Regions from separate parts of the Homo sapiens genome. Here regions 1, 2, 3 and 5 are each linked to region 4. The links are chromatin contacts, found by Hi-C or POLR2A ChIA-PET in ENCODE. All regions are on one chromosome and are shown on one strand. The core of a region is the stretch at or near the end of the contact, and the rest is flanking DNA. Distances in the headings are between cores, read along the strand shown.

Evidence for each region. A loop is a pair of places that touch in the nucleus more often than their neighbours do. ChIA-PET counts read pairs that join two places held with the same protein, here RNA polymerase II (POLR2A). Pooled maps may share reads with other maps.
Region 1: a loop to region 4 is called in a map of CD8-positive, alpha-beta T cell, with 8 times the contacts of the local background. The contact joins the promoter of NAA50 here to the promoter of GSK3B in region 4. A Hi-C loop is called at or near these places in 2 of 168 maps with a recorded cell type or tissue (CD8-positive, alpha-beta T cell and naive thymus-derived CD4-positive, alpha-beta T cell), 1 of 37 single-sample maps with no recorded cell type and 11 of 50 pooled maps. POLR2A ChIA-PET finds 5 or more read pairs at or near these places in 1 of 52 experiments (PC-9).
Region 2: a map of B cell shows a loop between it and region 4 (15-fold over the local background). The contact joins the enhancer-like site here to the promoter of GSK3B in region 4. A Hi-C loop is called at or near these places in 1 of 168 maps with a recorded cell type or tissue (B cell), 1 of 37 single-sample maps with no recorded cell type and 7 of 50 pooled maps.
Region 3: a loop to region 4 is called in a map of CD8-positive, alpha-beta T cell, with 9 times the contacts of the local background. The contact joins the promoter of ZNF148 here to the promoter of GSK3B in region 4. A Hi-C loop is called at or near these places in 1 of 168 maps with a recorded cell type or tissue (CD8-positive, alpha-beta T cell) and 5 of 50 pooled maps. POLR2A ChIA-PET finds 5 or more read pairs at or near these places in 1 of 52 experiments (T-cell).
Region 5: a loop to region 4 is called in a map of CD14-positive monocyte, with 14 times the contacts of the local background. The contact joins the promoter of ZXDC here to the promoter of GSK3B in region 4. A Hi-C loop is called at or near these places in 2 of 168 maps with a recorded cell type or tissue (CD14-positive monocyte and naive thymus-derived CD4-positive, alpha-beta T cell) and 11 of 50 pooled maps.

Annotation. Positions count from the first base shown.
Region 1 is chr3:113,744,804-113,747,503 of GRCh38, reverse strand. It overlaps NAA50 (N-alpha-acetyltransferase 50, NatE catalytic subunit), which reads left to right and starts at 1,255. Exons shown (of 5, transcript NM_025146.4): 1 at 1,255-1,562. The coding sequence starts at 1,555. ATP6V1A (ATPase H+ transporting V1 subunit A) reads right to left here and starts at 469. Exons shown (of 15, transcript NM_001690.4): 1 at 391-469. RefSeq lists enhancers at 512-881, 203-938, 939-1,674, 1,922-2,071, 1,675-2,411 and a silencer at 1,232-1,351.
Region 2 is chr3:114,212,879-114,215,578 of GRCh38, reverse strand. No RefSeq gene overlaps it. Among named protein-coding and RNA genes, the nearest start is that of ZNF80, 23 kb to the left of the region's middle. RefSeq lists an enhancer at 1,170-1,843. Within about 2 kb of position 1,263, at least 12 of the 41 ENCODE cell types and tissues checked have a DNase peak (open chromatin) inside an H3K27ac peak, as active enhancers do; they include B cell, where a contact is called at or near this core.
Region 3 is chr3:125,373,903-125,376,677 of GRCh38, reverse strand. It overlaps ZNF148 (zinc finger protein 148), which reads left to right and starts at 1,353. Exons shown (of 9, transcript NM_021964.3): 1 at 1,353-1,576. LOC105374080 (a long non-coding RNA gene) reads right to left here and starts at 1,252. Exons shown (of 3, transcript XR_924427.3): 1 at 1-1,252. RefSeq lists enhancers at 1,029-1,078, 1,189-1,458 and a silencer at 1,569-1,618.
Region 4 is chr3:120,093,101-120,095,800 of GRCh38, reverse strand. It overlaps GSK3B (glycogen synthase kinase 3 beta), which reads left to right and starts at 1,354. Exons shown (of 11, transcript NM_001146156.2): 1 at 1,354-2,454. The coding sequence starts at 2,367. It overlaps GSK3B-DT (GSK3B divergent transcript), which reads right to left and starts at 697. Exons shown (of 3, transcript NR_186629.1): 1 at 23-697. RefSeq lists enhancers at 246-565, 845-1,139, 766-1,175.
Region 5 is chr3:126,474,509-126,477,208 of GRCh38, reverse strand. ZXDC (ZXD family zinc finger C) reads left to right here and starts at 1,318. Exons shown (of 10, transcript NM_025112.5): 1 at 1,318-2,250. The coding sequence starts at 1,344. RefSeq lists silencers at 1,049-1,558, 1,629-1,888 and an enhancer at 2,446-2,700.

The DNA.
Region 1 (2,700 bases), core at 6-2,505, 6.3 Mb after region 4:
TCCTCAGCCCTGAGCTGAGGGTAAGGACAGTGAGGACCTTTGCCAAAGAATGGGCTTTAAGGAATGGGACCTAATGTCTACTGCAGACCCTGTGAAATGGCTGAAACAATCTGCTACCCGAAGCCCCAAAGGCTCTGAGTAGGGAACCATAATGGCCGCACTCACTTCCAACCCTGGGAAAGGTGGACATCTGAATCCCCAAGTAGCGGGAACGACCACACTTGGGGGAGCGGGGGTTAAGGAGAAATGAGCTCCTTGCCGGTGCAGGGTGACAGCGGGGAGGAAGCCTCAGGCAGAAAAGTCGCCGTTCACACTCTCCCTTCTCTCCTTCCTCTGCCTCCTTCCACCCCCTCTATCCCCACCACTCGCCAGTTACCGGTCGCCGCTCACCTGCTGGGGCGCGAGGTGCAGAGACTGTACCGACCGAGGACCCAGAGGCTGTCACCACGGAGGGGAAGTCCTCAGCTGCACAGGTTGGGGGGGGGGGGGGGGGCGGGCCCAACCAGTCACATGACGTCGAGCTCCGCCCTGCCTCCTCCATCCCAGCGCTCTACATCTCGGGGGGCCTGAATTTTTACGGATCCCTTGAATATTAATTTTCTTGGATTAAAGAAATAAAAGATAAATTTTCACAAAGAGTATGTTATAAAGTACAATGTGGAAAATGTGGACAGCAAGAGTTAAAGCGCATTGCTAAGGAAGTGACGTTCACGCCACAATCGAGGGACAGGAAATGGCGGTGGCGTTCCGTCCCTCTGGAGTCCGCCGGTAAAATTCCAGGCTCTGAGGTTTGGGCCAATCACGTGATCTTAAAACTTGAGGCGTGCTGGAGGGTAGCCAATCTATCTGGCCGATTGTTAACTACGTTTGTTTTAAAACACCTAACTTAAACTTGAGCTTTCCACAGATTTCTTTACATTTAGAAGAACTAACTTTATAAAACCCTACTAGGAGGCAACAGCGTTTGAAGGTCACTCTGGAGACCACAAACTGGGAAGAACGGGGCTGAGAAAAACTATCTTGCGGATATGGGACAAGAGAGGGAGGGGTGGAAAAATCTGGATTTTACCGCCAGGGCCTACCGAGCCAGCCCCACAAGCAGTGTCGTAAGCGGGTGGGAGGGAGGAGCATGACCCCAGAAGGCCCAGTCCAGGAGAAAGATGGAGGTTCCGGAGTGGAGGGGGCAGGGTGCGCGGAGGCGAGCAGTGCGGCTGCGCGTGAGGCGGCGGCGCGCCGGCGCGCGAGGGGCGGGGTGAAAGGTCACAGCGCGGCAGCGGGTCTGGCTGGCGGCAGCGGCGGGAGGGAGCCGAGAGACCCGAGTGCACGTGTGGAGAAGCGGCGGCACAAGCGCGGCGGCGGGAGACACTCCCGCCCCCACCAGACTCAAGCCCTCACTCGACTCTCGCGGCCTTCGTTGCTCGCACAGCTCCCTGCCCAGGCTAGGAGGCCGGCTTGCGGGGTTGAGTGGCCCGAGCTAAGGGTGCGGAGACCTAAGGGCGGCGACTACGACGGCGTTGATATCGGTGGTAACGACGGCCTCAGCAGGCGGGGAAGATGAAAGGGTGAGGAAGGGCAGCCGGGCAGGGCCCGGCCGGTGGGGTAGAAGGGTCCGGGCCCATGTAGAGGGGGAGAGCCGCAAAGGCGAGGAGAGATTCAGGGCGAAGACGGGCGGAGGGAGATTTCTCTGCTTCTCAGTTCCCTCGGCTCCCGGAGGGGGCGGAGGCGAGGCTCGGGCTGTTGGCGGGCTGAAGGGCCAGCGGAGGCAAGACCCGGGGGGCTTCAGGGTTTCGGTTCGGAGACGAGTGTGGGTTGTTGAGTGGGGAGAAGCGACCGAGTGGGGCAACATGGAAAGGCTATTGTGAAGCGCCCGGGGCCTCCTTCCCGGGAGCGGACCGCTGAGCCACGCCGGCCCGCAGCTCCAGGTGGAGTGGTTTGGTTGTCTTCCACCTCCAGACTCAACTCTGGAACTGCGGTGTTTGACACCTTTCAGTTTAATTCACGCTTGGGAGCTGTGCAGAACCTTCTGGAGGAAGAAGAAATTGGAATAAAGAGCACGGGGATGAGTATTAAGAGCTAGTGACTCAACTAGATTTGGGTTGGGTCACAGCGAGTGGAGGAGGGGGAGAGAGCGCGATCACTGTAGACTTGGGGTGCCAACATATTTAAGGAAGTATAGGGTGGATCAGTAGGTGGAGCTGTTGCTTCAGTAGTTCACTATTGCCCCTGAGTGCTGAGGCGGTCCTGGGTAGTTCTACCACGCTGCTCCTTTCAGGTGATTGGCAAAGTTAATGTTCGGTCTTTCACCGTTTGCCTCTTACGTAAAATTAGGAATTATTTTGGATCGACTGGTTAAGTTTTTATGAAATGTCTCCTTACCATTAAGTTGTATAGTTTTAATGTATTAATTACGTAACATTTTTCCGAAGCATTGTCTCAAGCCGTTTTGGAGCTTGTCTTTACCCTCAAAGAGATGAAGCTCATAAACGTTAAAAAGCTCTCTGCGATGCCATAGTTTGTTGTTGTAAGTCGATTAAGAAGTCGTAACTATGTTTTAAGTTAACGAAGTCATTCCAACTATTCAATAGCACTTTTGAGGATGAAATAAAAGTCACTTTCAACGTAATCTCATACTGCCCCAAACAAGGACCTAAATATTACCTCTGTGTATCGGTATTTGAGGTTCCTGAAGAGATTCCAAGA
Region 2 (2,700 bases), core at 14-2,513, 5.9 Mb after region 4:
TCAGCATCTAGAATAATGTCAAGTTCACAGTGGGCACTCCCTTAAATACATTTTGAGTGGAGGAATGAGTTTGGGATTTGAACCCATGCAGTGTGGCTCCAGTGTCATTAAGTCAGAATGGTGGAAGAGGGGCATCCTTCTCACCAGGGACTCCAAGAACTATTTGAGAATTGGTAAGGTTGGAAGTCTCCCCTAGTAAGGGCAGAGCCAAAAAAAACAAAAGCTGTTTATTATAACCCTATCTTGCCCCATCTCTGATAGGCTGAGAAACCCACGTTACACATCTGTGTTAATGTGAGAGCTGCAAAACACCCCTGTATCCTGAGAAGATGTGGTTTAACTTGACGTGTAACGGCATCCGCAGATACTATAGGGTACTTATGAGTCTTGTGTTGGTTTGCTGGTTTTTTTTTTAACTCACTAAATTCTATTTTAACAACCATGTGCTCACCCCACCTCCTGACCTAAGGTATTTTCCTTATCTGAGCACACCTGTGCTTGTTCCTAGGTAAATCTGGGCCAATGCAGAGTACTGTCTGCACTGCTTAGTTGGTAAATGTGTCTGTAGCATGACTATCATCACAACTGCCATCTGAGCAGCAGAGCCAGATGGAATCAGACCACTCATTGGTCTACTGAGGTAAGGATGGGCTTTTTAGCTCTGCTCTCTCTTAGAAACAAAAACAAACAAATCAAAAGACTAACTTTTTTTTTTTTTGCATTCACCTAGACTATTATGCCAGAACTTGCGTAAGAAAAACACTTCTTTCCGACCCCTGTAGTGATCAACTGATGCCTTCAAGCAGGAAACCTGATTGCCCTCATCTCAGGCTGAGTCTGTTTTATCAATCACAAAGTGACTCAACCCTTTTTTAAAAGCCAGCTGTGACCATTGACTCTGTGACCTCCTGTGGTGGTGAATTCAGTTTAAAAAATAATAATGTTAAAATAACAAAGCTTATTGAAGCTATTATGCTTCAATGCTCCACCCTTTGGGGGCTAAAGGAAATAAAGCAAGTTGGCCAGACCTGAGGAGTTGATGATACACATTTTCCTCCCCCAGAAGCATCTTGTAACTTGTCCCACACCAGCAGTGACTTCCCAGTATGGCGTTTCTCCCCGCTGCTCCCATCAGCAAGAGCGTGCTGACACATGGGCTGATGAGCAGTGCCGAGACTTATGGAGTGTGTCCTTCCTGCTTCGAACCTCACAGCCTGTCATCCTCTGTTGTCACACGCTCTTGCTCATTCGCTCGCTGCTCACACTAATCTAGAAGATGATCAAAGAAAAACTCCACTGACTCACCCCTGCCTGGACCAGCGCAGGGATTGGTCAAGCGTGCGCATTAAATATTACCAGATTCTAATCTATTATTTTCACCCGCTTGCTTGCTCTCTCACTCGTACTCTCTCACTTCCTCTCTCTCATTTTTTTTCAAAAAATAAATAAATGAATTCTGGGTTGGCTGAAGATTTCAGCAATGTGAGTGCTGTGCAGATGGATCCTGCTGAAGCTGGTGCTGGCTCTCTAGGGAGTAGCATGAAATGCTGGTTTTCAAAACCTGAGCAGCGTGTAAATGGCAGCTAAAAAGGAAATGCAGATTGGTGCTGAGTGTTAATTGTCTCTTCCTCTCTTCTTCACACACTTCAGAGACTGTGTGGTGGCAGGAGACAGGAAAGCAGGCCTGCCCCCTCGTGGGGTGGGCTTTTTTTTTTTTTTTTTCTCAAGCTGGACTGAGAGAATAACAACACCTAGAGTCCAAGTCAAAACATGGAATGGGTTTTTTTTTTCTTTCAAGTTTTCATCTGATGAAAGTCCGGGAGGTGGCACCGAGCTTGTAATGAAAGTAAGAGTCTGCTGAGAATGAGTCGATGAGGTGTGACACAGAAAGGGGAAGCAGGATGTCTTTGTTTTGAAATGACAGGCGATAAGCTATGGGGGTGCCTGGTGAGATTTTAGTCCATAACTAGGTAGCAACTTGTCAAATGCAGGCCCCTTAAATGCATCACAAGAATTCTCACTTGAGATGATTTCAATTCTAGCTCTGCGTGTGTGAGTGTGTGAGTGTATGCATGCACGCATAGCAAAACATAATTGAATGCCAAAAAACATTGTCATGTCCTGTTAAGGGTACAATTGTAATCACACTGGAACGAGAGCTCTAATTTCCTCCATTGCTTTCCTCGCTTAGGCAGTGACAAGGTCAGGTTTATGACCACAGCCCAGGCTCAGAGCCATTTATTTTCATCCCTGAAGACTCATGTTAGCCTTCTCCCAAGATGTTAATCAAGCAGAATCTTGATTGACTGTCTTTTCTTTTTACGTTTTTGTCTAGATGAAGTGGGGTCATTTGAATTTGTGCAGTTTTGAATAAGATGGGGGCAATAGAGAAGCAACTGGGAAAATTGACTAGCCTTTGGCAAGGAGAACAGAAGAATCTGGAATCCTTTTTTAAAATCATGAAATTCCTGTGCCCCACCTGAGTCACTGTAACCTGTACCTGCTGATGCCTCATTTCTCCATGCATTTATGAAAAGGCTGTGACTCCCTGCTGTTGTCGTGTGGTGCCAACATCATTCCAGCTTGCCAGTTGGAGACAAAAGATAAGCAACCACAAATGAAAACACATTATTGTCTGGATCCATTCTCACCTTCATGGCCAGGAATGTGAAGGTGAGCTGGTCCCCGCCCCTGCACTTC
Region 3 (2,775 bases), core at 104-2,603, 5.3 Mb before region 4:
ATTTATATTTTTTAATGGAGAAAGCACACAGAGAGAGTTGATTGTGGAGCTGTGGTTTACTCTTGCTCTTAGTTACCTGTGTCTAAATTAAGCTGAACCTCTGGGCCTTAGCTATTTCTAAACAGGCATCACGATTTACTAAGGTTAATGCCTGAGGGAACATTAACCTTGCAGACACTAATCTAATTCAGTGTCATCACAAGTGCATAATGCAGGAGTTTGGAATTTTGCCAAAAAGCACTATTCAAATGAACATTTAGTTGGCAAGGGGTGGGAAGGCGGGTGTGGAAAAGGGAAGGAGAACACCAGAAATGGCTCTATAGATATTTTCATGCCTTTTCTTTTCCCTCTCCCCTCAAAGGTTACGTTTAAGTATTGCAGAGAGGCGCTAAATGGAATCTTCATATTATTATGAAGAAATCCCAATGAACGCGTTTTATCCCACGGCAAGTTCCAGATGCTCACAATTACTCAACATTCACTGAGCATCTTTTATGTTATATGGCTGACCTTGTGCTAGGGTGTGTACACAAAGATGAGTAATTGTAAACGATGGCAGTATGCAGAAGCACCTCAGGGCGCCTAATGTTAGCTGACGAAGGCACCATTAAGGAGGTCACAGTTTGGCTAAAGGGCCCCCAAAGGATGAGACAACTGTGTAATCCTAGCTCTATAGAGATCATTACCAAGTCTTTGCCATACAAAGTTTGGGCTTCAGGTGAAATGAGAAGGGCAAGGTTCTGCCCAAGAGGGTCCAGGGCCGGATCTCTTGATCTGTGTCTATGCCCACACCCTGCATCTCAGCTTGCAGACACTAATAGGGTTTGCCAGTTTCAAGGGCGCAGGGCTACATCTTCCGGAAAAGGTGGCATTTGAAGGTGGTAAGAGGCCAACGACTGGAGGTGGCGGCGAAGGGCTAGGTAAGACAGAATAAATGAAAAAGCCAAGACATTTCTGGCAAATAACCTTTCACCTAGGTCCCCGACCCTTCCATTTCCCCAGGCCTGAAACGCTCCCGAATCCCCGAGTCCTCCACTTTCCAAGCGCTGGGCATTGGTTAAGGCTGTAGGAGCAGGGAGTCCCCCGCTCTAAGAGAGTTCCTCAGTTCCGATCTTTTTCAAACCGCTTTCCTCCCAGGCCCAGCCTGGGGGGCCTGCGGCTCGGGTCCAGCTTCCACGGCCACCCTGGGCTGGTGACACGCAGGCGCCGGAATCGAAGCCACGCTGTGTCTTTCCAGCCAGGTCTCTGCGCCAGACGAGGGCGGGCGCCGCGGAGCGCTTCCCGTGTGCGGGGCTTCCCACAATGCACCGGGCCGGCAGTGGCGGCGACCGCGGCGGCGCTCTAGCTGCGGCATGTCTGCGTCTCTACTGCTCTGGGAGGAGGAAGAGAAGGAGGAAGAGGAGGAGGAGGAGGAGGGGGAGGAAGAGGAGAAAGGCGCAGGGGTGGGAGCTGTTGCCGAAGCTGCCACAGCAAAAGTTCTCCCCCCTCCCCCCTTCCCCTCCTCTCAAGGCCCCTAGAAAGGTTGGAGCTGCCGCCGCCTGCAGTCGGTGACCGCGCGACTCGGCGCCCGCCCGCGGTAAAGCGCTCGGCCTGGCAGGCCCGGGCCCGGGGGAGGGCGGGGGAGGGGGAGGGGGCGGCGCGCGGGGGGAGCGCGCGGCGGTAACGGCCTGACCCCGGGGGGAGCGAGCCGTGGCGAGGCTGGGGGTGGCCAGGGGGCCAGCCGAGGCCGAGGGAAACGCTGGGGCTGGCTGGGGGACGTGAGGAAGCAGGGCGCGGAGGGTGGGTTGGGGGGTTGAGGAGGGATAATGACGGGGGTGGCGGAGGCGAGAAGGCGGCCTCCGAGGCTGGAGGCGGGTGTCAGAGGTAGGGGAGGAGGTGGGATGTTTGCACGGGGAGGCCGGAGGGTGCTGGGTGTGGGTGTGAAAAGGCTAGGGAGACACCAGGGCTCTGTCCACCGTGCCTGGTGCAGTGCTTTATGCACCGCAGGCCTCAGTCACTGTTGCTGCCGGAGTGTGCTCTTTGGGAGAAGGGAAGGGCAGGGGTTGGAGAAAAGGGAATGCTTGCAGGAAACGTAGTGGGAGTGCGAACAGGGCGAGGGGCCGGAGGAAAGATGCCGGAGAGGTGGAGGAATGCGGGGAGGTGGCTGTGGAGGAGTCTTGAGGATTCTGGGGGGTGTTCATTGTGCAGATACGTTAGGTATTTCATTATGGAAAGAACTGAAGCGTTTCTCAGGGAAGGAAAGAAGGGAGATAGGAGTTCCCGTGAATAGAAAGGATCGCGTTTGAAGCAAGAGGGAGTGCTAAATAGTAGAGAAGATGCAGGGAATGCATAATAGAATAGACAGATGTAGTATAATTAATAAATATTGGCCTAAGTACTGAAGAGTTATTCCAGATGGGCCGGGATGGCCTAGTTCCGAACCTGTGTGGGCTGTTCAGTAGATGACATCTGGTAAGTGTGGGTCTGGGCCGTGGTTGGGGTCACTGAGAATTAGATTTTAGTCTGTAGTTTGGTCTGTGACATTTTAGACGTGCACCAATGAGTATGAGAACCTCTGAAGCAGACCTTGAGAAAGGGTCTGGCCTGTGGGGATTCCTTAGGCTATGGAGCTTCGATTTTAGAAAATTTGAAGTATTAACACTTACCCGAGGTTGGGTAAATACTATCCTGGCAAACGCTGGAATGGAAATTAATTGACTTGGTGGTTTTCTTCACTGCCCAGTTTATCTGGTCCAGGAGAATTGGTGCCGTATTATTCAGCCTGGATTGCAGTAC
Region 4 (2,700 bases), core at 105-2,604:
GCCTGACGGCATTTCCCCTCACCTGCTTTCGGGGCCCGTTTTGCGCTGGGCAGTTGCGCCCAAGGAGCGCGCGCATCCAGCATGAGCTCATTTCTCATGGGCGTTTCCAGAGGCCCGGCCGGGCCGCGCACACCAAGCGCAGCAAGCCTCTGTATCAATGGCCCCCGCGGCTGGGCGGGGCGCGGCCGCCCAAAGGCGCTGCCTTTCTGGAAGCTTTGTTCCCATTTTAGCGTCTGAGAGCTTGCAGCCGGCTGGGAAGGCCCCCTTGGTCCGTCTGGCCCTTTCGGGGAAGAGGCCAACACTCGGCACACGCGATCCACGGCAGAGGGGAGCCTTGGGCGCGCAGAATTGGCTGCGCCCCGCCGAGAGCCTCCTGTGGGTGGGGAGAGCCCCTCCACCCCTCTGCTCGCTTGAGCGCTCAGAGCCCAGGGCCGCCGACCGCAGCACTTTCCGATTTGCTGCACCGAGGGCCCGCGGTCCCTGTGTGCGGTTTCCACCGTTGTTGGAGGCGGCCGCAGGCGAACCGTCGGGTCGTCAGCCACGACCCGAGTCAGGCATCTCCCCGCTCCTGGGACCGGGGCCGAAGGCCAATCACACTGCAGCTAGGTCTTGCGATTGGACGGCAGTGAGAGCCGATTGGCCGCCGCCGCGAGTTTCGGGCTCCCTCCCTCTCCCTTTTGCCCCAACTCCAGCGCCTAAGCTTCAGGCCAATGAGACAGCGCTTTATAGACGCCCTCCCTTCGCTTTCTTCTCCCCACCTTGGAGAGGGAGGGGAAGTCCTGACTGGCCAGACTGTCCTCGGAAGCCCCCTTCTCTTCACCAATCACCGAAGGAGGTACGCTCCCAGCGGAGTTTTCCAGCCAATCACAAAGCGGCGGCGGCGCCCAGCCGTGCAGTTTCACCAGCGTCTCTGGGTTTCACCGTCCTCAACTCTTCAAGCCTCTTCGTAAGGGCCGGCGACTCTGATTGGCCACTGTTGCCATTGTCGAATGTCTCCTCCAGCCAGCCACCGAACAAGGCGAATTCACCCTTTCCGTTCGGCTACCTTCGGCATTTTCCGCTCTTTGGGCGTGGCTTCCCAGCGTCACTTTCTAATTGGTTTCTCAGGCTGATCGGCTTTTTCCGGGAGGAGCCGCAAACAAACGACGTCCGTGATTGGCTCCGTTCGGGCTTCGGCTCCCAGCCGAAGCGGGCGAGCGTGGGGCTCGGCCGGCGATTCCCAGACGCCTGTTACGCGGGCGGCGGGGCGCTGGGCGGTGTAAGGCTGGGTGGGGGAGGAAGGAGGTGGAGGACGAGTAGGAGGGGGGAGGAGGAGTGGGGAAGTGCAAGGCGGCTGCGCAGACAGCGCTCCTCACACAGAGCAGCTCCTGACCCGGGCGAATGCGGGCTTGTGCCGCCGCCGCCGCCGCCGCCGCCCGGGCCAAGTGACAAAGGAAGGAAGGAAGCGAGGAGGAGCCGGCCCCGCAGCCGCTGACAGGGCTCTGGGCTGGGGCAAAGCGCGGACACTTCCTGAGCGGGCACCGAGCAGAGCCGAGGGGCGGGAGGGCGGCCGAGCTGTTGCCGCGGACGGGGGAGGGGGCCCCGAGGGACGGAAGCGGTTGCCGGGTTCCCATGTCCCCGGCGAATGGGGAACAGTCGAGGAGCCGCTGCCTGGGGTCTGAAGGGAGCTGCCTCCGCCACCGCCATGGCCGCTGGATCCAGCCGCCGCCTGCAGCTGCTCCTGGCGCAATGAGGAGAGGAGCCGCCGCCACCGCCACCGCCCGCCTCTGACTGACTCGCGACTCCGCCGCCCTCTAGTTCGCCGGGCCCCTGCCGTCAGCCCGCCGGATCCCGCGGCTTGCCGGAGCTGCAGCGTTTCCCGTCGCATCTCCGAGCCACCCCCTCCCTCCCTCTCCCTCCCTCCTACCCATCCCCCTTTCTCTTCAAGCGTGAGACTCGTGATCCTTCCGCCGCTTCCCTTCTTCATTGACTCGGAAAAAAAATCCCCGAGGAAAATATAATATTCGAAGTACTCATTTTCAATCAAGTATTTGCCCCCGTTTCACGTGATACATATTTTTTTAGGATTTGCCCTCTCTTTTCTCTCCTCCCAGGAAAGGGAGGGGAAAGAATTGTATTTTTTCCCAAGTCCTAAATCATCTATATGTTAAATATCCGTGCCGATCTGTCTTGAAGGAGAAATATATCGCTTGTTTTGTTTTTTATAGTATACAAAAGGAGTGAAAAGCCAAGAGGACGAAGTCTTTTTCTTTTTCTTCTGTGGGAGAACTTAATGCTGCATTTATCGTTAACCTAACACCCCAACATAAAGACAAAAGGAAGAAAAGGAGGAAGGAAGGAAAAGGTGATTCGCGAAGAGAGTGATCATGTCAGGGCGGCCCAGAACCACCTCCTTTGCGGAGAGCTGCAAGCCGGTGCAGCAGCCTTCAGCTTTTGGCAGCATGAAAGTTAGCAGTGAGTATTGGTTTTATTTTACACCCCTTTTCCACCTCGCCCTTAAAATAAGAAACCTCGAAATACCAGGATCTGAAATTATTAGACCTCCTGATAAACAGGCAATGGAAAAGGGCAAAACCTATCTTCAGTCAAGGATGAAGCAGCTCCCTTTTTACTCCTCCCATACCCCCTCCCCCGGTCTCATTAACCTTGAATTGAGATAATATGATATTTATTTGGATGATTCGATTTCAAACTGCTTTC
Region 5 (2,700 bases), core at 69-2,568, 6.4 Mb before region 4:
AGGTGGGAATACGGGACTGGGTAAGCATGTGCTTTGGATCAGAAGGGGCGCAGAGTCCTCCCAGAGGAATCAGAGATCAGCTGCGCCAAGTCTCTGAGGCTGGAACCAGCTTGGCTTGCTGGATGAACTGGGAAAAAGAGGTGGGGTGCGGGGGAGGGGTGGGGGGGGCAGCGGGAGAGTGGCGGGAAGTGAGGGCAAACAGGTAGGGGAGGGTAGACTAGCAAGGCCATAGGCGCCTTCGGGAGCAAGGTGGAGGTGAGCATAATTTGATGTGCAATTTTTAGATCATAAAACGGTGCCCCGTGGATGGGAGCGAGTGGAGCGGAGGGAGACCGATGACCAGCTAGTAGTTATTTTTCAGGTACCCAGGAATAAAGTGCGGGTTTGGATCTGAGTGGTGGTGAAGTTGAAGTGGAGGAGTCCAGATTGAATGCGGAGGTGTACGGTGAGGTGGGGGAGGGTGAGGACCGGAAACAGTAAGTAATTAAGCTGTTGCAGAGTGAGGTTGTGCCAAGTTTAGTAGGAAATACAGTTGGAAATACAGGCAGGGGTCCTGCGTATCAGGGAGGCCCCGTGTGCCGAGCAAGGACCTGGGCCAAAGCAAACGAGGTCTGTGCGCCAGCGGCGGCAGGCGAGCTTGCACTTAAGTGAGCTGGGGGTAGGCGTCCGGCCTGTTGGACAGGTTCGAATCCTGGATCTGCCGGCTGCCGAGTGACTCGAGCTCGCCGTCCCTGTTTCCTCACCCCTGGGTGACCGCGCACGCTTAATCAGCTCGGACAGGTACAGCCCCTGGGACGCAGTCAATGCCTACGAGAGGTTGCCTGTTAAGTGTCTGAAATATTAATACGATTCGAAGTCAAGACAAGCCTCGTCTTCCACGCCAGCGGGAACGAGAAGGAATCGCTCAGCGTTGGGAGCCTCACCCCGTCCCCTGTCGGTCCCGTGCCCCGCCGCTCGCCCTCGTAGGTGCCGGCGCTCCGCCCCCCGACCCCGCGCCCCGCCCCCCGACCCCGCGCCCCGCCCCCCGACCCCGCGCCCCGCCCCCCGACCCCGCGCCCCGCCCCCCGACCCCGCGCCCCGCCCCCCGACCCCGCGCCCCGCCCTAGTCGGTCCCGGCGCCCCGCCCCCGCCTCCGCCTCCGGCGCCCCGCAGCCCAGCCTCACGTCACGTCAGCCCAGCAGGCCTCGCGCATCGCCCGGCGGCGTCCGCGCACGCGCGGTTCCGAGCCGGACTCTACGCCGGGGCTTGGCGCGGATCGCGTCCCGGGGCGGCGCACGCACACCTGGGCGGGGCGCGGGCAGCTCTGCGTCCGAAGCTGCTCCGACGCCGTCGCTGGGACCAAGATGGACCTCCCGGCGCTGCTCCCCGCCCCGACTGCGCGCGGAGGGCAACATGGCGGCGGCCCCGGCCCGCTCCGCCGAGCCCCAGCGCCGCTCGGCGCGAGCCCCGCGCGCCGCCGCCTGCTACTGGTGCGGGGCCCTGAAGATGGCGGGCCCGGGGCGCGGCCCGGGGAGGCCTCCGGGCCAAGCCCGCCGCCCGCCGAGGACGACAGCGACGGCGACTCTTTCTTGGTGCTGCTGGAAGTGCCGCACGGCGGCGCTGCCGCCGAGGCTGCCGGATCACAGGAGGCCGAGCCTGGCTCCCGTGTCAACCTGGCGAGCCGCCCCGAGCAGGGCCCCAGCGGCCCGGCCGCCCCCCCCGGCCCTGGCGTAGCCCCGGCGGGCGCCGTCACCATCAGCAGCCAGGACCTGCTGGTGCGTCTCGACCGCGGCGTCCTCGCGCTGTCTGCGCCGCCCGGCCCCGCAACCGCGGGCGCCGCCGCTCCCCGCCGCGCGCCCCAGGCCTCCGGCCCCAGCACGCCCGGCTACCGCTGCCCCGAGCCGCAGTGCGCGCTGGCCTTCGCCAAGAAGCACCAGCTCAAGGTGCACCTGCTCACGCACGGCGGCGGTCAGGGCCGGCGGCCCTTCAAGTGCCCACTGGAGGGCTGTGGTTGGGCCTTCACAACGTCCTACAAGCTCAAGCGGCACCTGCAGTCGCACGACAAGCTGCGGCCCTTCGGCTGTCCAGTGGGCGGCTGTGGCAAGAAGTTCACTACGGTCTATAACCTCAAGGCGCACATGAAGGGCCACGAGCAGGAGAGCCTGTTCAAGTGCGAGGTGTGCGCCGAGCGCTTCCCCACGCACGCCAAGCTCAGCTCCCACCAGCGCAGCCACTTCGAGCCCGAGCGCCCTTACAAGTGTGACTTTCCCGGTAACCGCGCTCTCGGGGGCGGGCGGGCTGCGCGGTGTTGCAGGCAGGTCTGGGGTGCCACGTCCGCCCCACAGAGGGGCCTGCCAGACCTTAGCAAGCCGGGGACGCAGGCTCTTCGGGATTTGTATTCTAGCTCCTTCCATGTCATTCGATTTGAGATCTTGGCCCTGCCCTGCCGCAGGGATTCCGATGGCAGGTAGCGCAGATCACCACAGCTGCGCTTCCCAAAGGTGGCGGCAACAGATATCCTTAACCTGCTTGTGCTTGATGAAAGCGGCACGCATCTTCACAGAGTGGCACGGAGCTATGTGTCAGGTCTTTATTTTCCTCAGTCTCGTCATTTGTTTACGGGGTGCACACTCCGTGCTAGAGGAGCAGAGATGAATGTGGCCAGATTCAGGACCTTAACACGCTGGGAGGATAGCCACAGGTGTGCGCACATCCTGGCTT